Regions from separate parts of the Homo sapiens genome. Here region 1 is linked to region 2. The links are chromatin loops, found by intact Hi-C in ENCODE. Cell type or tissue: heart left ventricle. All regions are shown on one strand. Each heading gives the region's core, and the rest is flanking DNA. Links, peaks and the distances in the headings are about the cores only.

Region 1 (13,206 bases), core at 1,971-9,970, 820 kb before region 2:
CCTTCGTAGCCAGACTGCCTCTCTAGATTCCCCCTCTCTGGGCAGGGGATCTTTGAAAGAGAGGCAGCAGCCCCAATAAGGCGCTTATAGATAAAACTCCCATCTTCCTGGGACAGAGCACCTGGGGGAAGGGGCTGTTGTGGACGCAGCTTCAGCAGACTTAAATGTTCTTGCCTGTTGGCTCTGAAGACAGCAGCAGTTCTCCCAGCACAGTGCTTGAGCTCTGCTAAGGGACAGACTGCCTCCTCAAGTAGGTTCCTGACCCCCGTGCCACCTGACTGGGAGACACCTCCCAGGAGGCGTTGACAGACAACTCATACAGGAGCGCTCTGGCTGGCATCTGGCAGGTGCCCCTCTGAGATGAAGCTTCCAGAGGAAGGAACAGGCAGAAATCTTTGCTGTTCTGCAGCTTCTGCTAGTGATATCCAGGCAATCAGGGTCTGGAGTGGACTTCCAACAAACTCCAGCAGACCTGCAGCAGAGAGGCCTGACTGTTAGAAGGAAAACTAACAAACAGAAAGGAATAGGATCAACGTCAACCAAAAGTACATCCACAGAGAAACCCCATCTGAAGGTCACAAACATCAAAGACCAAAGGTAGATAAATACACAAAGATGAGGAAAATCCAGCGCAAAAAGGCTAAAAATTCTCTTCTCCTCCAAAGGATCACAACTCCTCACCAAGAGAACAAAACTGGATGGTGAATGATTTTGATTAATTGACAGAAGTAGGCTTCAGGAGGTGGGTAATAACAAACTCCTCCAAGCTAAAGGAGCATGTTCTAACCCAACGCAAGGACACTAAGAACCTTGAAAAAAGGTTAGAGGAATTGCTAACTAGAATAACCAGTTTAGAGAAGAACATAAATGATCTGACGGAGCTGAAAAACATAGCATGAAAACATAATGAAGCATACACAAGTATCCATAACTGAATCGATCAAGTGGAAGAAAGGATATCAGAGACTGAAGATCAACTTAATGAAATTAAGCATGAAGACAAGATTAGAGAAAAAAAATGAAAAGAAACAAACAAAGCCTCCAAGAAATGTGAGACTACGGGCAAAAACCAAACCTACATTTGATTGGTGTGCCTGAAAGTGATGGGGAGAATGGAACCAAGTTGGAAAACACTCTTCAGGATATTATCCAGGAGAACTTCCCCAACCTAGCAAGGCAGGCCAACATTCAAATTCAGGAAATACAGAGAATACCACAAAGATACTCCTCGAGGAGAGCAACCCCAAGACACATAATCATCAGATTCAACAAGGTTGAAACAAAGAAAAAAATGTTAAGGGCAGCCAGAGAGAAAGGTTGGGTTACGCACAAAGGGAAGCCCATCAGACTAACAGCAGATCTCTTGGCAGAAACCCTACAAGCCAGAAGAAAGTGGGGCCAATATTCAACATTCTTAAAGAAAAGAATTTTCAACCCAGAATTTCAAATCCAGCCAAACTAAGCTTCATAAGAGGAGAAATAAAATCCTTTATGGGCAAGCAAATGCTGAGAATTTTTGTCACCACCAGGCCTGCCTTACAAGAGCTCCTGAAGGAAGCACTAAATATGGAAAGGAAAAACCAGTACCAGCCACTGCAAAAAAATATCAAATTGTAAAGACCATCAATGCTATGAAGAAACTGCATCAACTAACGGGCAAAATAACGAACTAGCATCATAATCACAGGATCAAATTCACACCTAACAATGTTAACCTTAAGTGGAACTGGGCCAAATGCCCCAATTAAAGACACAGACTGGCAAATTGGATAGTCAAGACCCGTCACAGTGCTGTATTCAGGAGACCCATCTGACGTGCACAGACACACATAGGGTCAAAATAAAGGGAGGGAGGAATATTTACCAAGCAAACGGAAAGCAAAAAAAAAAATAAAAATAAAAATAAAAAAAAAACCAAGGGTTGCAATCCTAGACTCTGATAAAACAGACTTTAAACCAACAAAGATAAAAAAAAGACAAAGAAGGGGTATTGCATAATGGTAAAGGGATCAATGCAACAAGAAGAGCTAACTATCCTAAATATATATGCATCCAATACAGGAGCACCCAGATTTATGAAGCAAGTTCTTAGAGACATACAAAGAGACTTACACTCCCACACAATAATAGTGGGAGACTTCAACACCCCACTGTCAATATTAGACAGATCACGAATACAAAAAAGTAACAAGGATATTAAGGATTTGAACTCAACTCTGGACCAAGTGGACCTAACATCTACATAACTCTCCACCCCAAATTGACAGAATATACATTCTTCTCAGCACCATATCACACTTATTCTAAAACTGACCACCCATAATTGGAAGTAAAACACTCCTCAGCAAATGCAAAAGAATGGAAATCATAGCAAACAGTCTCTCAAACCACAGTGCAATCAAAGTAGAACTTAGGATTAAGAAATTCACTCAAAACTGCACAACTACGTGGAAACTGAACAACCTGATCCTGAATGACTACTCAGTAAACAACGAAATGAAGGCAGAAATAAAGAAGTTCTTTGAAACCAATGAGAACAAAGACACAACGTACCAGAATCTCTGGGACACAGTTAAAGCACTGTTTGAGGGAAATTTATAGCACAAAATGCCCACGGGAAAAAGCATGAAGATATAAAATTGATACCCTAACATCACAATTAAAAGAGCTAGAGAAGCAAGAGCAAACAAATTCAAAAGCTAGCAGAAAACAAGAAATAACCAAGATCAGAGCAGAACTGAACAAGATAGAGACACAAAAAACCCTTCAAAAAATCAGTGAATCCAGGTGCTTGTTTTTTGAAAAGATTAACAAAATAGATAGACTGCTAGCTGGAGTAATAAAGAAGAAAACAGAGAAGAATCCAATAGACGCAATAAAAAATGATAATGGGGATACACCTCCAATCCCACAGAAATACAAACTACCAACAGAGAATACTATAAACACCTCTACGTAAATAAACTAGAAAATCTAGAAGAAATGGATAAATTCCTGGACACATACACCCTCCCAAAGCTAAACCAGGAAGAAGTCAAATCCATGAATAGACCAATAACAAGTTCTGAAATTGAGGCAGTAATTAATAGCCTACCAACCAAAAAAGCCCAGAACCAGACAGATTCACAGCCAAATTCTACCAGAGGTACAAAGAGGAACTGGTACCACTCCTTCTGAAACTATTCCAAACAATAGAAAAAGAGGGACTCCTCCCTAACTCGTTTTATGAGGCTGCCATATCCTGATACCAAAACCTGGCAGAGACCCAAAAAAAAGGAAAATTTCCACCCAATATCTCTGATGAACATCAATACGAAAATCCTCAATAAAATACTAGCAAACCAAATCTATCAGAACATCAAAAACTTATCCACCACGATCAAGTCAGCTTCATCACTGGGATACAAGGTTGGTTCACCATATGCAAATCAGTAAACGTAATGCATCATATAAACAGAACCAATGACAAAAACCACATGATTATCTCAATAGATGCAAAAAAGGCCTTCAATAAAATTCAACACCCCATCATGCTAAAAACTCTCAAAAACCTAGGTATTGATGGAATGTATCTCAAAATAATAAGAGCTATTTATGAAAAACCCACAGCCAATATCATACTGAATGGGCAAAAACTGGAAACATTTCCTTTGTAAACCAGCACAAGACAAGGATGCCCTCTCTAGCCACTCCTATTCAACATAGTATTGGAAGTTCTGGCCAGGGCAATCAGGAAAGAGAAAGAAATAAAGGGTATTCAAATCAGAAGAGAGGAAGTCAAATTGTCTCTGCAGATTTCATGATTGTATATATAGAAAACCCCATCATCTCTCAGCCCAAAATCTACTTCAGCCGATAAGCAACTTTAGCAAAGTCTCAGGATACAAAATCGATGTGCAAAAATCACAAACATTCCTATACACCAATAATAGACAGAGAGCCAAATCATGAGTGAACTTCCATTCACAATTGCTACAAAGAGAATAAAATACCTACGAATAAAACTTACAAGAAATGTGAAGGACCTCTTCAAGGAGAACTATAAACCACTGCTCAAGGAAATAAGAGAGGACACAAACAAATGGAAAAACATTCCATGCTCATGGATAGGAAGAATGAATATTGTGAAAATGGTCATACTGCCCAAAGTAATTTACAGATTCAATGCTATCCCCATCAAGCTACCATTGAATTTCTTCACAGAATTAGAAAAAACTACTTTAAATTTCATAGGGAACCAAAAAAGAGCCAGTATAGCCAAGACAATCCTAAGCAAAAAGAAAAAAGCTGGAGGCATCATGCTACCTGACTTCAAACTACACTAGGAGGCTACAGTAACCAAAACAGCATGGTACTGGTACCAAAACAGATACATACACCAGTGGAACAGAACAGAGGCCTCAGAAATAATGCCCCGCATCTACAACCATCTGATCTTTGACAAACCTAACAAAAATGAGCAATGGTGAAAGGATTCCCTATTTAATAAATGGTGTTGGGAAAACTGGCTACTCATATGCAGAAAACTGAAACTGGACCCCTTCCTTACACCTTATACAAAAATTAACTCAAGATGGAATAAAGACTTAAAATAAGACCTAAAACCATAAAATCCCTAGAAGAAAACCTAGGCAATACCATTCACGACAAAGGCCTGGGCAAAGACTTCATGACTAAAATACCAAAAGCAATGGCAACAAAAGCCAAAATTGACAAATGGGATCTAATTAAACTAAAGAGCTTCTGCACAGCAAAAGAAACTCTCATCGGAGGCAACCTACAGAATGGGAGAAAGTGTTTGCAATCTATCCATCTGACAAAGGGTTAATATCCAGAATCTACAAAGAACTTAAACAAATTTATAAGAAAAGAACAAATGACTCCATCAAAAAGTGAGCAAAGGATATTAACAGACACTTCTCAGAAGAAGACATTTATGAGGCCAACAAACATGAAAAAAAGCTCATCATCACTGGTTATTAGAGGAGTGCAAATTAAAACCACAATGAGATACCGTCTCCCACCAGTTAGAATGGCGATCATTAAAAAGTCAGGAAACAATGGATTCTGGAGAGGATGTGGAGAAATAGGAACACTTTTACACTATTGGTGGGAGTGTAAATTAGTTCAACCATGGTGGGAGACAGTGTGGCGATTCCTCAAGGATCTAGAACCAGAAATACCATTTGCCCCAGCAATCCCATTACTGGGTATATATCCAAAGGATTATAAATCATTCTACTATAAAGACACATAGACATGTATACTTATTGCAGCACTGTTTACAATAGCAAATACTTGGAATCAACCCAAATGCCCATCAATGATAGACTGGATAAAGAAAATGTGGCACATATACACCATGGAAAACTATGCAGCCATAAAAAGATGAGTTCATGTCCTTTGCAGAGATGTGGATGAAGCTGGAAGCCATCATTCTCAGCAAACTATCACAGAAACAGAAAACCAATCACTGCGTGTTCTCACTCATAAGTGGGAGTTGAACAATGAGAACACATGGACACAGGGAGGGGAACATCACACACCGGGGCCTGTTGGAGTGGGTGGACTAGGAGAGAGATACCATTAGGAGAAATACCTAACGTAGATGATGGGTTGCCGCAAACTATCATGGCATGTGTATACCTATGCAACAAACCTGCACGTTCTGCACATGTATCCAAGAACTTAAAGTATAATAAAATAAAATAAAAATTAAGAAAAAAAGAACTGATATAAAGCAAATTAAAATTTGGTGGACTAAGATTTAAAATCTAATACTAAGGAGCATAGATGCAATTTCATCCCAATTATAATGAGAAAAAAAAGAGTTGCAGAACTTCAAGACAACTTATATTTTTTTCTTTAAAAAAGAGAAGTGTTCCAACTTTGCTTTCCATCTGTAATTTAGAGAGACTGTTGATATAATACAGATATTTAAAACAACACATTTATTTTGTCATTTATAGGTAAAGGTAACATTTTTACAATAAATGAGAAAGTAATTGTTTTATGAAAGAAAACTGAGCAATGGAAAGAACATTGAAATTGAGTATTTGAAATCATTTTCCTCATTATTTCTTTTCCTGAAAATAGTGAGTATCACATAAAAACTCCTACACTCTTAAAAAACTATTAACAGAATCTTGTTTAAAAAATAATAAAAAAATGCAACACTTCTTCCATTCACTTGCAAGAACAACTGACTTACATCAAGGAGATAGAAATTTACTAGCAGTGTTTTAAAAATCAAAATCTTGCATAATCCATGAGTAGAAGCTATTGATTTAGTAAGCACAACCAGTGCAAACCACTTGCATTTGCGTTTATGCTTTTCTCTGCAGTAACATCTTCAGCTATGAAAGCCATTTGAAACATTATTGAAATAAACTAAATAAACTAAACAAAATAGTCACTTTTTGTATTCACAATGGGTTAAACCAGGACTTTTTTAATGGCGAAGAATATTCATTCACATCACTCTCAAAATATCGTCTTTTGGCACCAATAATGAAATATATTATCTTTAAATTAATGTTTATTCCATCTTTATTTTATGTTTAAAATTCATTCCTGTATGTTTTATGGCATATATGTTAGTATTTGTACATTACATATAAATATACATATATTATAGGTGAAAGCATAAACATTTTTACTGAGAAGTCTGAAATCCAAAAAGATTGGTGATAATGTTTTATTAGTCTTTCTACATTTTCTTTCTGGATGTTCATGTTTTTGACCAGCAGGTGTCAATATCTGGAAGTGTGGCTGCATTTTGCCTCCAGCCACACTTCCAGATATTGGGGACATCTTACCTCACTCAACAGGAAAAGCATTCCGCACTCTTCCACAAGTTAAAGAAAAGACAATGAATTGACTCTGTTCACTTGGCAAAGCAAAACAAAACAAAAACAGGGAGAGCCTGTTTGCTTGGTCAAAGATAGTGACCTGGCAGTGCATTTTTGCATTCATATTTATTAACTGGGTTTTAGGAACAACAGAAGTCTTATTGAACTGCAGGAGATTGCTGAGGGAAAGGGGACACCAGAACACCATATTTTAAGGCCACCTGATTACTAAGGTGGGCTTGTGGGAGTGGAATGAGTATGTGCTATGGAGCAAGAGATACTTGGTTTGCAATCCTATTGGTAGTGACCTTGTGCAAGTTAATTAATAGCTCACTGCCTCAGGCAACTAATCTATAAAATACACATTATGATGCCCAAAGCACAAGATGACTATAAGGGTTACGGAAAGTGGTACGAAGAAAGCATCTATCATTCTGAGGTAACTTACAGACTGAATTTAGGAAAATACAAGCACCCTTAAAATAAAGGCTAACAGGATGATTTGCTGTTTCCTGCTTTGGATCAAGGGTGAGAGTTCATTCCAGAATCCAGGGCATTCTCATGCTCTCTCTTGATCTCTCTGTCTCTCTTGCTGTCTCTTTCTTTCTCTCTTATATCTATGTCTCTGTCTACACACATATATAGCTTTTCTGAGATATAACTGACATGCAATAAATCACACATACTTAAAATGTACAATCTGATGACTTTTGAATTTATGTATATACTCATGAAACCAACACAATAAAATTAATAAATACATCTGTCACTCCCCCAAATTTTCTCATGCCTATTTGTAATACTTTCTTTTCCCAGCCCCTGCCTATCACCAGGGAATCATCTATTTGCTTTCTGTCACTATAAATGATTTTGCGTTTTCTAGAATTTTACGAAAATAGAATATATAATATGAAACTTTTTTGTCTGCCTTATTTTACTCAGCATAATTGTTTTGAGATTCATGCGTGCTATTGTTCATTCCTTTTCATTGCTGAGTAGTATTCCATTATATAGACATACCATGATGTGTCCACTGACCAATTGATACTTATTTGGATTGTTACCAGATGTGGGCTATTACCAATAAAGCTGTAATGAAAATTCTTGTACAAGTTTTTGTGTGGATATATTCTTTTGCTTTGATTGGAGTAAAATGGGCAGGAGTAAAATGACTAGGTCAGATGGTAGGTATGTATTTATCTGTTAAGAAATCACAAATTGTTTTCCAAAGCAGATGTATCATTTTATATTCCCACCATCAGTGTATGAGAGTTCCAGTTGCTCAATCTCTGCCCCGCAACACTTGAAATGATCAGATATTTGAATTTTAGACACTGTCACTTTAATTTGCATTTCTGTACTAACTTTTGGTGTTAGTACATCTTTTCCTATGTTTATTTTCCATGTGTATATCTTCTTGGGTGAAGGGTCTATTCAAATCTTTTATTACTTCTTTATCAAATTGTTTGATTTCTTATTGTAAGCATTAGTGTTCTTAATGCATTCTGTATGTAAGTCCTTTATCTTATATGTAATTTGCAAATATTTTCTTGCAGTATGTGACTTGTTTTTCAACAATGTCTTTCAAAGAGTCACAGTTCTTAATTTTGATGAAGTCCAACTGATTCACTCTTTTCTTTTAAGAATTATAATTTTGGCATAGTTTCTAAGAAATCTTTGCTAAATCCAAGGTCACAGATTTTTTTTCCTATGTTTTTCGCTAGACACTTGTTAGTTTTAGAATTTACACTTCAGTGTATGACCCACGTTGGGTTAATTATTATATATTATGTGAGATATGAACTGAAGAGTTTTTGTTGGGGGAAGGAGTATGGATATCCAATTTTTCTGGCATCATTTTTTTAAAACACTAATTTTCTTCATAGAAATTCTTCTGTACCTTGTTTGAAAGTCAACTGACCATATATGTGCAAGTGTATTCCTGAATTCTCTGTATTCTGTTCAAATAACCTATTTGTCTGTATTCACATGAATAGTATATTTTCTGGATTACTGTAGCATTATTAGTCTTGGGACTCAATATTACAAGTCCTCCAACTTTGTTATTCTTAAATTTGTTAGGCTATTCTAGTCTTTTGCATTTCCATATGAATTTTAGAATCGGCCTATAGAAGAACCTTTAAAGATATTGTTTTGATATTTTGATTATGATTGCATCAATTATATAGATTGCTTTGAGACTAGAATTGACATATTGACAATATTCAGTCTTGTGATACAGGGACACAACACATCTCTCCATTTATGTAAGAATACATTCATTTCTTTTACTAATGTTTTATAGCTTTTGCGTTATAGATCTTACACATCTTTTGTTACATGCATGACTATGTACTTTATATTTTAATGCTACTATATATGACAAGTTTTAAAATTCAAATTTCTGATTTTATTGCTAGCGTACAGAAGCACAGCTGACTTTTGAACATTTATCTTTTATCTTGCAGTGATAATAAACTAATTAGTTCTAGTACCTTTTTTAAAATTCCACAGGATTTTCTATATTGACAATCATGTAGTCTTTGGATAAAGATCATTTTGTATCTTTGTATCTAATATGAATGTCCTTTTGTTTTACATGCCTTAGTGACTAGATCCTCCAACACAACATTAAATATAAACAATGAGAGCAAACATCCTTAGAAGGAAACAGCACTTTTTTTTTCCTTAATTAGGACATTAGATGTAGGTTTTTCTTAAATGCTCCTTATCAAATTGAAGAATTTTCTTTCTATTCCTAACGTGATGAGATTTTGACTTTTATCTACTGCTTTTCCTACATCTGTTGGTGTGCTTGTGTGTGTGTGTATGTGTGTGTGTGTGTGTGTTAGTGAATGGTGAGCTACAAATATTAAACTAACCTTACATTTCTAGGATAAACCCAATTTGATTATAATGTATTATCTTTTTTATATATTGTTGGATTTGATTTGCTGACATTTTGTTAAGAATTTTTGCATCCTGTGAAATATATTATTCTTTACTTTTATTGAAATGCATTTTTCTCATGTTAGTATCAGGGTAAGACTGGCTTCCTAGAGTAAGTTGGGAAATATTTCTTCCCACTCAATTTTCTAAAAGAAAATTTGCATAATTAGTATTATTTCTTCCTTAAATGTTTGGCAGATTTCATCATTGAATGCATCTTTGGCTGGAGTTTTTAATGTGAAGTTTTTTAACTTATTTTTTGAATTGTCAAGTGGAGGTAGGGCTATTTGTATTACATATTTATTCTTCAGTAAGCCTTGATGGTTTGTGTCTTTCAAGAAATTTACCCATTGCATCCAAGTTGTAGAATATATATACATACATATATATATATATATAGTTCATTTGATTTCCTATTATCCACTGAATATCTGTAAAATCTGCAATGATGTCTCCTCTCTCATTTGTGATATTGGTGATATACGTATTCTTATTTTTTCCTGATTAGTCTGACTGAGGTTTATCTTTTTTTAAAGCTTCTCAAAACATCAGCTTTTGATTCCATTAATTTTCTCTCTTGTTTTACTATTTACTATTTTATTCATTTCAATCCTAATTATTATTATTTACTTTCTTCTGCCTACTTTGGGTTCCATTTGATTTTCTCTTACTATTTTCTTAAGATAGAAGGTTATTTAAGAACTTTATTTTTCACATAGACATTTTGTTCCATAAATTTTCGCTAAGTAATACTGCATTGCAAATATATTGACATGCCCTGTTTTTTTATTTTTTTCCTCCATTAAAATGCTCCGATTTCCTTTTTGATTTATTTTTTGACCCATAATTTACCTAAAATTGTTTTATTTAGTTTTCAGATATTTTGAGATTTTTCAGATATTTTTCTATTATCGATTTCATGTCAATTCCATTTTGGTCAGAGAACATACTTTGTATGACTTGAATCCTTTAGAGTTTATTGAGACTTATTTTACGCCCAAATATAATCTATCCTGGTAAATATTCCATGTACACTTGAAAAGAATGTGCATTTTGTTATTGTTGAGTAGAGTGTTCTATAAATGTCAACTAGGTCGAGTTGGTTGATAGTGTTATTCAAGTCTTCTATATCCTTACTGGTTTTCTGTCTACTTATTTTATCAATTATTGAGAAATGAATATAGAAATCTTTGATTATTGCCATGGATTTGTCTATTATTTCTATTTCAATTGTACCAGTTTTGCTTAATGGGTTTCAAAACTCTTTTGCTAGGTAGATAAACACTTAAGATTGTTAGGTCATCTTAACAAGTTGACACGTTAGTCATTATGAAATGAGCTTCTGTATCATTAATGATGTTATTTTCTCTGAAATATATTTTGTCTGATATTAATATACCTATACCAGTTTTCTTTTATAAGTGTTAACTTAGTATATATTTTACCATGCTTTCGCCTTTAAACTATTTGTGGTTTAAATATCGCATGTTCTCACTTATAAGTGGGAGCTGAATAATGAGAACACATGGACATATAGCAGGGAACAACACACACTGGGGCCTGTAATAGATTGGTGGGTGGGAGGAGGAATAGCATCAGGAAGAATAGCTAATGGATGCTGGGCTTAATACCTAGATGATGGGATGATCTGTGCAGCAAACTGCCATGGCACACATTTATTATGCAACAAACCTGCACATCCTGCACATATACCCCTGAACTTAAAATAAAAGCTGGGAAAAAAAAAACTATTTGTGGTTTTATATTTAAAGTGGATTTCCTACAGGCAGCGTATGATTGGGTCTTGCTTTTTTATCCAATCTGATAATTTCTACATTTTGGTTGGTGTTTAAAGTGGGGATCAATAATCTCTAGCCCACTGGCTAAATCTGGCAGTGGTATGTATTCCTATGGCCTATGAACTAAAAATAGATTTTTATCTATTAAAGAGTTTGTAGAAAGAACAAAGAAGAAAATGCAACAGAGATTATATGTGGCCCACAAAGTCTAAGATATTTACTATCTGGTCTTTTATAGAAGTTCGCCCACTTCGTTTATTATACCTGTTCTTTGTTCTCTTTTTTTCTTCTTCCTTTAGATTAATTATTTATTGTGATTCCATTTTACTGTCTTCTTGGCTAATCAACTATAATTATTTTTGTATTGTTTTAGTTGTTGCATTAGAATTTAGAGTATACAGATGAACTTACAATAGTCAATGCTCAAGCAATATTACACTTCATATATTCTAAGTCTTAAAATATTTCTCTCCACTTGACCTGTTTGTTATTATTGTCATATGTCTACATATATTATAAATCTCAAAATTGCCATTAGTTTTAATGTAAACAGTCATTTTTAAAGATATCTAAATAAGAAAAAATATTTTCTGTTTACCCATGTACTTAACATTATACTCTATTCACCGTTATATAGATACAAATTCCCACCTGCTATCATTTCCCTTCTGCTGCAGGGACTCCTTTTAACCTTTCTTGTAATGCATGCCTTCTAGTGGTCAATTATTTTAGCATTTCCATGACTTAAATGTCTTTATGTTACCATCATTTTCAAGAAAGAGCTTCCTTGGGTATAGACTCCTAGGTGAATAGTTTTTTCATTACTTTAAAGATCTTGCTCTACTACCTTCTGATTGAATTGTTTCTGATGAGAAATCTGCTGTCATCCTTATTTTTGTTCTTCTGTATATAATTTATTCCATCACCACCCCTCTTCCTTCTGGCTGCTTTTATGATTTTATCTTCATTGCGGTTTTGAATGATGTGATTATAAGGAAGCTTAGTGTACATTTATCCATATTGCCATATTTCTGGCCTAGGATTTTTTTTTTTTTTTTTAGCTCCGTGTACCTGTGGGTTTGAAATTTACAGCAAATTTAGAAATATTTCAACCATGATTTTGTCAAATAATGTTTCTGCTCTCTACCTTCAGGGATTCCAATTACATGCACAGTTGTCTTTTGATATCCCTGGGGGATTGGTTCCAGGACTCCCTCAGACACCCAGCTCCTACAATGCTCAAGTCTCTTATATAAAATAGTGAAGTTATTTGCATATTGCTGTCTTGTATACTTTAAATCATCTCTAGATTAGTTTTAATACCTAATGAAACGTAAATGCTATGTAAATACTTGTTATACTTGGTTCTCTAGGGCACGGGTCCCCAACCCCCAGGCCACAGACAGGAAATGGGCTGCACAGCAGGAGGTGAACTGCAGGCCAGCAAGCATTATCGCCTGAGCTCTACAGATCAGTGGTGGCATTAGACTCTCATAGGAGTGCAAGCACTATTGTGAACTGCACGTGCGAGGGATCTAGGTTACACACTCCTTATGAGAATCTAATGCCTGATGAACTGAGATGGAACAGTTCTTCCCGAAGCCATC
Region 2 (13,206 bases), core at 2,468-10,467:
AACTTGTTGAAATTGAAAGAAAGCAGAGACAAAATTAGGTGTTATCAGGGAAGGTTGACGGAATGGCTAACCAGAGACCTCTCTCATACCCGAGATATATATATATATATATCTATATATATATATATATATTTTTTTTTTTTTTGAGATGGAGTCTCGCTCTGTCGCCCAGGCTGGAGTGCAGTGGCGCTATCTCGGCTCACTGGAGGCTCTGCCCCCCAGAGTTCACGCCATTCTCCTGCCTCAGCCTCCTGAGTAGCTGGGACTACAGGCGCCCGCCACCTCGCCAGGCTAATTTTTTGTATTTTTAGTAGAGACGGGGTTTCACAGTGTTAGCCAGGATGGTCTCGATCTCATGACCTCGTGATCCGCCCGCCTCGGCCTCCCAAAGTGCTGGAATTACAGACGTCAGCCACCGCGCCCAGCCTTTAATTAATTAATGGCAATACAGAGTCTTCTTAGCTTTGCAGAATCTCAGTGCTGCAAGGGTCAAAGAGTTGACTAAATTCAGGGCTTCTGGGTTACACCTGCCAAAATCACAGAAGACTCAAGTAGAAAGTTGAATGTCAATGTATTAATTAATAAACAGAAACACAAATGTCAAGTCAAGTGTAAAGAATCATTGGTCTGTCAGACAGTATGAGGTAAGTGAAATTAGTAATCATATCATTGTTAATTCCAAATTTTAATAAAACATTATGTACCAGGTCTTTATTGCTGAGCTTTATAAAAGTTGTCATTGAATCTTCTCAACAAACACCTATAAAGTAGATGTCATTCTCACCACATTATAAATAAGAATAGCCGAAGCACAGAGAAGTCAAGAAACTTGACCATGGCCATATAACTAATAAATGGCACAGTTAGATTGTGAACCCAAGTAATCTGCTTTTACCCACTCTTCAATGGTAATTTAGTAGATGGCTCAGTAAGCACAAAAACAGAACCATTGTTTAGATCATTGGTTCAACTCCTTAGTGACTGGTATAAGGCAATGGTTCTCAAGCCGGAGAGAATTTGCCCCCAAGGGAACATTTGACAATGTCTAAAGGCAGTTTAGATTGATACAACTGGAAGAGGGGATTGCTACTGACATAGCAGGTAGACGCCTGGAATGCTATTAAGTATTCTGCAGCACATAGGACAGCCCCCAACAACAACAAAAAATCCCATCTGAAATGTCAATAGTGCTGAAGCTAACAAACCCTGGTACAAGGCAGCAAGAGCTGCATCCCCCTGCACAGTAGGGTTTCATTTCCCATTAGGGCTTGCTTGTTGAGTTCTTGGGCTATAGTGCCCTGTTATTTGTGTAGTATTTGAATGTGCACTCAATTTATCTTTGACTTGTTTTTTCATGTTTCAAACTTGTTAACTCCCATTATTGTCAATAATTTATCTTATTAGACATATATAAGCAATACTGTGCCCCCTCCATTTCCCTCCTAAATTTATTTGCAACTCAAATACTAAAACTATTAAAATCAGCTACAAATACTGAAATCAGCTACATGTACTATGTAATTTAAGCCATGTTTTTTCATCAGGATGGAAAAAAACAAAACAAAGAACACTTTAACAACATTCAACCTAGGACATTTCATCCATGTAATCTATACCATGCTGGTGTTTTCCCCTCCAGACTGCAAATTTTGTTGGCTCATATTGCGACCTATCCAGCTTTACATCATTGTTTGGTGGACAAATGTACTTTTCTGCTCTAGTTATCTAATATTGCTGCTATGCTCAATTTTGATTGCCTTCTTTTTAAACATCATTATTTTTAAATTGTGGCAAAAAGTGATATGATAATTTTCACCAAAATTTATAAAATTTTGTTAGTGAGTCAAAGGATTATACCAAATTGCTCTCAAAAAGATTTCAACATTTATATTTCCCCTGAGAGTACAGAAAAATACAGTAAGACTTTAGTATGCTAACACACATTATTAATCTCTGAAAAACAGGCATATTAGAAAGAATTTTTCCAGGTTTATTTGACCATAGAATCATTTCACCATTGGATACTTATTAATATTTTCAGTGAGACACGATGATCTCCATTAGACAATTTGAAAATTTTTGATGAGAAATGAAAAAATCCTGAAATAGTCCTATTACTATTGAAAAATCCTGAAATAGTCCCATTACTACCTTGTAGAATATTGTTCCATCTTGAATAGACTAGAAAAATTTCAAAACATTTGTAAGCTAAGAAAAGTCATAATCTCCAGAACTTTCAGTACTTTATTTCATTCTATTTTTTAAATTTTAATTGACACATAATAATTGTACATATTTATGGGGTAAAATGTGATACTTTGATATATGTATACATTATGCAATGAAGAAATCAGGGTAATTAGCATATTCAAACATTTACCATTTCTTTGTGGTGAGAACATACACAATCTTCTCTTCTAGGTATTTTGAGATATGCTATATCTTATTGTTGACTATGGTCACTCTACTATGCAATAGGACACCAGCATCTATCCTTCTTTTTTAATTGTAACTTTGTGTTCCTTGACTATACTCCCCAAGCTCCCTTCCACCCACCCTCTTCAGTCTTTGGTAACCACTGTTCTATTTACTATTTCTATGAGATCACCTTTTTAGGATTTTGCATATGAGTGAGAACATGTAGTATTTGTCTTTTTGTGCCTGGCCCATTTTGCTTAACATAATGCCTCTAGGTTCATTCATGTTGTTCCAGATGACAAGATTTCATTCTAATCATCATGGAAATTAAAATCAAAACCACAATGAGATACCACCTTACTCCACATAGAATGGCTTTTATTAAAAAGAGGAAAAGAAGGTTGGTGCAAAAGTAACTGCGGTTTTTGCCATTAAAAGCAATGCAATAGTTAACAAATGTTAAATAATAACAAACGTCAGTGAGAATGTGAAGACAAGGGAACCTTTACACACCGTTGGTAGGATGTAAATTATTACACTCATGGAAAACACTACAAAGGTCCCTCAAAAAATTAAAAATAGAACTATATGATACAGCAATCCTACTACTGGGTAAATGTGTTAAGGAAATGAAATCAGTATATTGAAGAGATATTTGCACTCCTATGTTTATTGCAACACTATTTAAAATAATCAAGATAAGAAATCAATCTAAGAGTCCAACAGTAGGTAAAATTGATAAAGAAAACGTGGTATATATATACAATGGAATAATATTCAGCCATAAAATAATTAACTAGTTTATTTTAAAATGACTTTAAAACATACATCATCAGGAACTTCTGTAAGTTTTATCAAACACAGAGGTGGCTGGTGAATTGAGTATTTTGTCGATATCAGTTTTCAAATTTGAGTTCATTTCTATATCAAGTGCTAAGTTTTACAAAAATATATTTAATGACCTAAACTGTAAAGATTATAGTTTTTATTTCCATTTAAGAGCTGAAAATATGCTTTTAAAAAAATCATCTCCAGCACTTTGGGAGGCTGAGGCAGGCGGATCACCTGAGATCAGGAGTTCAAGACCAGCCTGGCCAACATGGTGAAACCCCGTCTCTACTAAAAATACAATAATTAGCTGGCCATGGTGGCAGGCGCCTGTAATCCTAGCTACCTGGGAGGCTGAGACAGGAGAAACGCTTGAACTCAGGAGGCGGAGGTTACAGTGAGCCGAGATTGCACTCCAGCCTGGGCGACCACGAAACTTTGTCTCAAAAAAAAAAAAAAAAAAATTAGTTGAGAAAACAACAATTTTAGAATTATTTGACAAGGTAAGGAAGAGGTAGGTCAAAAAGAATCTATGTTCTCCAGGTTCATCTACATTGTTACAATTGACAGCATTTCCCTCTTTTCAGGGGCTGAATAGTATTTCGTTGTGTATATATACAACGTTTTTTTCATCCATTCATCTGTTGATGGACATTTAGATTGATTCCATATCTTGGCTATAATAAGCCAGAAACAGAAAGACATTACTGCATAGTCTCACTTATATTTGGAATCTAAAAACGTCATCAAATGCATAGAAACAGAGTAAAATTGGCTGGGCGCGGTGGCTTACGCCTGTAATTCCAGCACTTTGGGAGGCCGAGGTGGGCGGATGACGAGGGCAGGAGTTCAAGACCATCCTGGCTAACACGGTGAAACCCCGTCTCTACTAAAAAAAAATATAAAAAATTAGCCGGGCATGGTGGCGGGCGCCTGTAGTCCCACCTACTCGGGAGGCTGAGGCAGGAGAATGGCCTGAATCCGGGAAGCGGAGCTTGCAGTGAGCCGAGATTGCGCTACTGCACTCCAGCCTGGGCGACAGAGCGAGACTCCGTCTCAAAAACAACAACAAAAAAAGAAACAGAGTAAAATTATGGTTACCAGAGGCTTGGAGTTGGGGGATGTTGGTCAAAGACACAAAATTCATAGGAGGAATAAGTTCAATAGATCTATTTTACATCAAGGTTAAAAACAATATATTGTATACTTGAAAATTGTATACTTGAAAATTTTAAGTGTTTTCATCACAAAAAATGACAAGCAGGTGAGGTAATGCATACGTTAAATAGCCTTATTTAGCCATTCTGCAAGGTATACATATATAAAAACATCACATTATATACCATAAATGCATACAATTTTTATTTGTCAATTTTTAAGTCTTTAATTAGGGATATTAAAACAAAATTCTTCCCTTAGAGCTACACTTTCAGCTATATGGTAGATTAGTTTAACTATAAGTCCCTCTCACTACAAACCCCTACATTCTGAGTAAAATATACTTCTTAGTACATTGTTAAGGTTATAAAAAGAAAGGGAAATCTCTAAGCTCACCCCCAAAATATTTATGAGTAGAAACCAGAGCTGTGATCTCAGACCAATGAGCCGACAGAAAAGGCAGGGTTGACCTTAGCTAAGCACTTCAGTAAAAGCAAGGTAAGGAACTCAGCCTCAGACTCTCATTGAGCCTGGATTTTCACAGAAAGAAAAGTGGTCCCAGAAGAGCCATGTCCTCTGGCTATAAATAAAAGCAAATTCAAGTAATCTTGCAGAAAAGCATTTCCAATTTCAACTCTAGAGATTTCCATAGATTAAGAACAAATAACTGTGAGCTCAAAACAAAAAAAAATAATAATAAAAAGCACAAGGATATGAGGTAACTTTTCTCTCTTGGTTTTTCTTAATGGTTTTTGGATGTTAAGAAAGACTACTTAAATCAAAATCATTTTTTCCCTGTTTTTCTTCTGTCCATAGCTAGACTGAAGTTGCCAGCCGTCCCCCTAGTAGTTAGTTATGGCCTTGTGACTAAGTTCTAGCCCCTATAACGTGAGCAGAAGCAATTTATACAACCTCTGGGCCTTCCATATGCCCTCCTCCATGTTCTTTCTTCCTCTAGCAGACACTGATACCAATAACAAGATGACCTTAAAAGCCATTAAATATAGATAACAAAGGCTCCATTTCCACTTTCCTGACAAGTGATCATGTTGGGACAGAGCAGGGAGTCTTCACAATACCTACTCAGCAGATGGATGTGACCAATGGGTAAGGTTCATTCTTCCCTTGGGGAACCTTCATTGTGTTTATTCTTCCCATACTCCCTCATTATCAGACCGTAAGGATCTGTTCCTGTTCCTGTACCTGATGCAGAACAGTGATGGTTTCGAAGATATCTGAACATTTGGCTGGATGGGGTGGCTCTTCAGGACAGAGTGAATATGTTCTAAATGAAGCAAGAAAAGCATGCATAGATTCTGTTGGTTAGAGCTCTGGCAAAGACTGCTAGCTGTCCACTAAAATCTCTCACTTATCTTCTTGAGCATGCAGTAAATTGGCCCTTCCCAGCATCCCTGGCCATGTGGCCTTGTGACTAAGTTCCCACCCCATGGGATATGAACAGAGGTTAGGCATGCCACCTGCTGGCCTGACCTATAATAACTTCCTACATGCACTTGTCCTCTTTCTCTCTTCTGGTTAACCTGGATAGAGAAAAATCCCAGGGTGAATTTGAAAACTACTTGTTGAAAATGGTACATCTATCATTAAGCAGAGCTGCCACAGACTGGGAACCTCTACCGCCGATCTGGGGACTGTGACAAAAAAGAAATACTGTACATTTTTTTTTCCTTTCTTTTAGCTAACAAAATAGTTTTGTTGATTAAAGTTGTTTAGCTTTCTCTATTGCATACAAATTTCTTACCTAAGCTTATTATGTGTTATATTTTAGTGGAACTCAAGTTTCAAGATTGTTTGCTTGTATTCTAGCTTACAATTTAAATGCCTTACATTTGTATATTACTCTTACATTTCATAAATTCTATTTTATTTGATGTATACCATAACCCTCTGAGATAGGCATGAATTAACATCTATATTTTAATATGTGTTCATTATAATACATGTTTAAATAACTCAGAAATCTACATAAAAGCATATCACCAGTCAGAGAGATAGATATGCTATCATCAGATAGCATGCAAATGTTTGACCATACATTTTTAATAAAGTGAAGCCAAATGCATGTAATTAATTCTATGTGTACTTTTACTTAACAATACATTTTTTTCAATATTAATATTCTATTCCATCATTGGAATGCTTAGTATCCTAAAAATGTAATCACAAACATTTGTATACATACATCTTTATTAGCTTATCTACTTATTGTTTCTTTACGCTATCACAAAATTGTACGGTCAAATGGCATGTTTACAGCTGTGATGTACATTGCCAAATTGTTCTGTAAAAAGGCATGAGTCAAAAGTTCTAACAATGTTTGCTATATTTCCTTATTCCATTTCTAATACTAGAAATTATTAATCATTTTAATACTTGGCAATTGTTAGAAGATAATAATACTTCTTTTTTACTGTGAATGTTTACTATTAGTAATTCTGAATATTATTTCTTTTTCATAGGCAATTTATACTTACTTTTAAAATTAATTTCCTAATATTCCCAAATTTCTTTAGCTTTTTTATTTCTATAAATTCATTTGGTTTGATTAGTTTACTGTAGTTCTGTATATTTTAAGAATAATAAAATCTTTGCGTTTTGCATATCACAGATTTCATCTTTGACTTACATAAAAGAAAGTAAGGTTTAAAGAGGTTAATTGACATGTCTAACATATATGCTGCAAAATCATGACTCTATGCTAGGTGTTCTGACGCATGTTTTGTTTTTAATTAACCTTCGTCATCACCTTTCTTATAAAGAGGCAACTAGAAATAAGGTAAATAGATGAGAGAATGATTGCACTTTGAATATGTGTTCCTTTGAAAATATTCTTAGTGTATTTATTCAAGTAGAATTTATTCTACTCCATAGGAAACTAATCTTTCTTGCTTTTTCCTGAAGACCTGATATAATTCCTGGCACATAGTAGGTACTTTACAAATATTTGTGAATGGGTGAATGAATGTACTGTATCCTGTGGTGACAGAAAAATGAGTCACAATCTCTGAATTAAAATAACTCTCGATCTTGTGGAGGTGAGAAAACAGACAAAATAGCACAAAATAGAAATAGGCATAGGATGCATCTGATGTCTAAGTAAATATTAGAAACAAAGACTCCTTAATCCTCTTCCTCAAATATATTAGCTAGGAGCACATTATCTTATAATGTGACTTGTTTCTTCTTTTTTTAGTGAGAAGTCATGAGGGAATGGAAACCATACTGGTATTGGGGCTTTGGATTCAGATATACTTGGGCTTATGATCAGCTTTACCACATTACCATGTTCTATCTAAATAATCCTGGATGGAGTAGTCTCTGTGAATCTAAATTTCTTTACCTGTAAATGTCATTAAAATGTCTAAATCCTCAACAACTGGGGGGGTGTCTAACTGACAATATATATAAAGTGCTTAGCTCTTACAAGGTACTCTAGAGGCATTGGCTCTTTTCAATGTTCCTCAGATAAACTATCTTATAAGTTATACAATATTAAAGATTATTTACCATTTTATGCCCGTGATCATAGCCTTTTGAAATCCATTAATAGTTTATTATCCAAATTTAATCTTCATAATTAGCAGAGCTTTGGACAATCAGCAGCATACTTTTACCATGACACTGTGTACCCCTGTCTTAAACAGAATAATTTAGAGGAAGATATTATGTACTGAGAGTTTAAATTATTTATTTATTATTTATTTATTTATTATTATTATTTTTGAAATGGAGTTTCGCTCTTGTTGCCCAGGCTGGAGTGCAATGGCACGACTTGGCTCACCGCAACCTTCACCTCTCAGGTTCAAGCAATTCTCCTGCCTCAGCCTCCCGAGTAGCTGGGATTACAGGCATGCACCACCAAGCCCAGCTAATTTTGTATTTTTAGTAGAGACAGGGTTTCTCCATATTGGTCAGGCTGGTCTTGAACTCCCGACCTCAGGTGATCTGCCCACCTTGGCCTCCCAAAGTGCTGGGATTACAAGTGTGAGCCACCGCGCCTGGCCAAGAGTTTAAATTCTTAAAAACATAAATATACATATGACACAAACTTTTAAGTTTCCCAGAACATAGAAAACACCAAGTAATAATATAAAATACTGATATGCTGTTTATTTAAGAGAAATTATATGTAAATGCTGAAGAGATGACTTTTAATAAAGATTATATGGTATTACACTGCCTGTTCTTAGACCATAATTTTATTTTCCAAGTGGGTGTTAGACACATATTATTGATCAGGGCATGCTATTCAGAATAAGTAATAATTGGCAATTCACTGAAGCTTGTGTGTGTGTTGAAATTTTATGCACTTCCCTGCTGTGGGAGTGTGACAAGGATAGCCCTTGGGAGCCAATGTTCACATTCCCCAAGATGTAATTCTTCTCACTCACGAGGAACTACCCTCCTTCCCACTTTGGTACTGAATAATGACCAATTCTTTTCTAATTTCTGTCATTTTTCCAGGAAACTTTGGACTAACCTGATTTATGTTATGTTCAATTACTTGTGATTCATGTTGCAATATTGAAAACGGGAATTTTATCAGCTTTAGATAAAAGATGTAGAGAGTACATCGAGTGTTCCTGAAATCACTAAATAGCTTACTAATTTTGTGGTAGAGGAAATAAAGATAATGCTTTTTTTAAAAAGCATGTAACTCATTATCTTAAACTGAGCTGGTCTTATCAAATTTTCTATATTCATTTTTTCTTAAGCTTCACAAGTCTTAATTTTCAAATTATTTGCTTCTTTACTAAAGGAAAGTTGTTCTGGATTTCTTTCTCTGCTATGATATGGTTAAAAGAGTTACAGTGGGATCTAGTACTTATGAAATATTTTAAAAATTGTGTTTACCAATATAAAAGCATGATATGCTGTCTTCATACTTTGAAATATTATTCTTTAGGAAATTTCATTTTTTGGTTTAAACAAACTTCATTGACAATAACCTTAATACCTCAAATTTGTGATGATTACGCCGATGTTGATGAAGGAAGAAAAGATTATGAAACTGTCCTTCAAAAAAAAGCTTAAAAATTTCTTATTACCCTTTTATTTGAAGTCTGTAAAATGCATTCCTTTAATGATATAAAATTTAAAAAAATCTCAATTATTGAAGCAAATGACCAGCTTTCTTCTTTTCCGGTAAAGACAAAGTATCAGAAATAAGGTAGAATGAAAGGGTTTTTCTTCCTCTATCACCAACAAACACAGTACAAAAGTTATAAACAAGTAATAAATCATAATGTAGTCAATCAGGGCAGCACAGGGACCATGTGTCACATGTAAATGTTTTTTCTCTGTTACTAAAATAAAAATCTTGTCCAGTTTTCTCTGTAATGTAAGAATTAGCTTTCCCTCCTTCTATTTGTCTTTCCTACATTTAACTTGAGTTAGATATTTTTGTTTGTTTGTTTGTTTGTTTGTTTTTTGAGCTAAAAGAGGTAGATAAGGTAGGTAGATATGGAAAAGCTCCAGATCTCAATTCATAGTGGTTGTCTTGTCCTGGGTACTACCCAGAGGAAGTGGAACAATGGGACTTTTGAAAACTTGTACAAACTATCAAAAATCAAGCACAAAGAGAAATATAACAAAAATTGAGAATGGAGTCTCAAGTGGTCTACCATGTATGAAATTTAAGTTCCATGTATGAAATAAAGAGTGGGAGAAAGGGAGTTTCTTTCTACATTGTTTCTACATTGTTTCTACAATTGTTTCTACATTGTTTCATTTGTAGAAACAATGAACAGCTGAAAAACTTCCAATTTTTATTAAAACTGTAAGCCCTCAGATCCAAGAAGTAGAATAAATATCAACAAGAACAAACAGAATAAATAGCATACCCGAATATAATGTAATCAAATTTATGACAACCTCTTAGTCATAAAAAGAAAATATTAAAAGCATTCAGAGAAAAAAAAACTACATTACAAACAAAATAACAATCATAGACTTCACATCATAAAACATGCAAGCCAGAAGGCATAATATCTATCATTAAAGCACTGAAAGATATTGTTAACCTATAATTCTATTTCCTGCAGTTCTTACAAAGTATAATATAGTCTTACCATTAATCCAGAAATTGTACTTGTAGATTTTTTGTTTGTTTGTTTGTTTTCTTTTCTTTTAGACGGAGTCTCGCTCTTGGCCCAGGCTGGAGTGCAGAGGCGCGATCTCGTTTTACTGCAAACTCCGCCTCCTGGGTTCAAGCGATTCTCGTGCCTCAGCCTACCAAGTAGCTGGGATTACAGGCGTGTGCCACCACGCTCAGCTAATTTTTGTATTTTTAGTAGAGAAGGAGTTTTACCATGTTGGTCAGGCTGGTCTTGAACTCCTGACATCAAGTGATTCACTCGCCTCGGCCTCCCAAAATACTTGTAAATTTTTTGTGGAAAATTTATCTCCACATAAAAATCTCACAAATGTTTATAGCAGCTTTATTGATAGTTTCCCAAACCTGGTAGCCACTGAGATATTCTTCAATAAATGAACCAATCAACAAACTGTGGTGTATACATAGAATGGAATATTATTCAGTGATAAAAAACAGAAATGCATTATCAAGCCATGAAAGAACATGCAGGAACCTTAAATGCATATTGCTAAATGACATCAAATCAACCTGAAAAGGCTACACACTGTATCACTCCATCTATATATCTAATATTCTGGAAAAGGCAAAACTATAGGAAGAGTAAAAAGATATATGGTTGTCAGGGCAGTGGTGGTGGGCTAGGGATGAGTATTAAAGAATCCCAGGGAATGCATAGAGTGGTAAAATTAATCTGTGTGATACAGTACTGATAGATAAATAATATTATGCATTTGTCAAACAATGTAGAACTGTACAACACAAAGAGCAAACCTTAATATTACCTATTGGCTTTAGTTAGTGATAATATATCAATATTGGTTTGTTAATTATAATAAATGTACCTCACTAATATAAGATATTACCATTAGGACAAACTATGTATGTTTGGGGTAAGGGTGTATATGGTAACTCTGAACAGTCTGCTTTTAAATTAAAGAATTAAAAAAATAAATGAGAGTGGAAGTTATAGGTTCACTGTGCTAATAGGAAGGTAAGGATTATGACTTCCTTTAGAATTTAGTAAAACTTTTTCATAAATCCACTTGAGTGCTATTTCTTATATATATTTTGATTATAGATAGAAGATCTTTAACAATCATTGATCTATTAAAATTTTCCATTACAAATAGAAATTTTTGGTAATCTACACTTCTTCTAAAAAACAATACAAAAAAACTCCTCCTCTTTGGAAGCCCACCATAAAGAAAATGAGTCAAGCCACAGACAAAGTTATTTAATACAACTTTTTGTATTAAATAACTTGTTTCCAGAATATATAAAAAAGTACAAACAACCCAGATTTTTAAAAAATGGACGAAAATTTAAACAAATACTTTAAAAAAATACACAAGAGGCCAAAAAGCATGAAAAAGCACTAACATCATTACTCACATCAATTAAAATTAAAGCCAAAAGTGAGAGGCCACTGCGTGCCCATTAGAACAGCTAAAATTAAACTTGACAACACCAAGTTTTGATGAAGATGTTCAACAATTGTAATATTCATACATTTTATATGGTAATATATAATGACACAGTCTCTAGACACAGTTGGCAGTTTCTTGCAAGTTACCATATGACTCCACAATTCTACTCCTAGATTCTTCCCAATAGAAATTACAGCATAAGTCCATACAAAGGTTTTCCATGAATATTTGTGCTACCTTTTTCATCATAGTCAAGTGCTGGAAGTGACTCAAATGTTCATCAACAAGTGAATAAATAAACCATAATAAAATTTTAATCATCCATAACAAGGAGAAATTATTAACATATACAGTAACATAGATAAATCTCAAAAACTGAATGCTGAGCCAGACACAAAAGAATACATATAGTTCAATTTACATGAAACTTACAGGAAGGCAAAACTATTTTTCATAATAAAGAACATATTAGTGGTTAACTGAGTCCAGAAGAAGGGATTGATTGGCAAGGGGCACATAAAATCTTTTAGGATGGTTTTGGTGAGAGTTACACAAGTGTATTCTTTGTTAAAACTTGTCAAACTTTGCACTTACGCTGAGTTCATTTAATTGCATGCTAATTAGACCTTAATACATTTAATTTGACATAGGCAATTAACAGTATTATTTACATCTTAGATTGGTAATAAAAGGTTTAACAATAAATAGCAATATCATAATATGGGAAAACAAACACTTTAACACATTAATGCAGATTGTTGTATGGAGGACTATTTAGCAATATCTATCAAGTTAGCTCAGTCTTCATTTTATTCTAAGAACAGATAATGAAGTTTCAGATATACTTTGTATGAACTTTGTATATACAAGAATGAAATTTACAGTTATAGCTCTAAAAGATATTTTAATCTAATAGGGATATTTTTAAAAAGTTAGGAATAGTCTTGTACATAGAAAGTAGTGGCTGAATGAAAACAGAACCAGCACATGAAGCTTCAGCTTTGAAATTTGGAGTGCTCCAGCTATTAGAAAGTAAGATGATTTCTGAAGATATAGATGTAGATGTAGGGAATTAATGACCTATTATTGGGTCATCCTTTTTCACCTGAGCTCTGACTTTTCATAAAGAGTAACAGCTAACATGTATAGAGTGATTACTTGAAACAGGCACCACACATTGATTTAAATGCATTTTTATCTCACTCAACTTTCACAGCTCTAAAAAATACTCACTATATTCTTATACATACCTATTTT

What was found. Peaks named below come from ENCODE experiments on the same cell type or tissue, not always from the same donor. Only the 100,000 strongest peaks of a DNase experiment are listed, where the experiment ranks them.
Region 1: it touches region 2 in a loop (3-fold over the local background); 13 of 110 quality-filtered maps call a loop at or near these places.

Annotation. Positions count from the first base shown.
Region 1 is chr4:100,900,870-100,914,075 of GRCh38, forward strand. No RefSeq gene overlaps it. Among named protein-coding and RNA genes, the nearest start is that of LINC01218, 27 kb to the left of the region's middle. In heart left ventricle, for the core only: a CTCF peak has its summit at 6,742 (motif pointing right); no DNase peak of the experiment used is centred there.
Region 2 is chr4:101,724,832-101,738,037 of GRCh38, forward strand. All of the region lies in intron 2 of LOC107986297 (a long non-coding RNA gene), which reads left to right. Among named protein-coding and RNA genes, the nearest start is that of BANK1, 59 kb to the right of the region's middle. RefSeq lists a silencer at 5,781-6,075. In heart left ventricle, for the core only: a CTCF peak has its summit at 5,885 (motif pointing left); no DNase peak of the experiment used is centred there.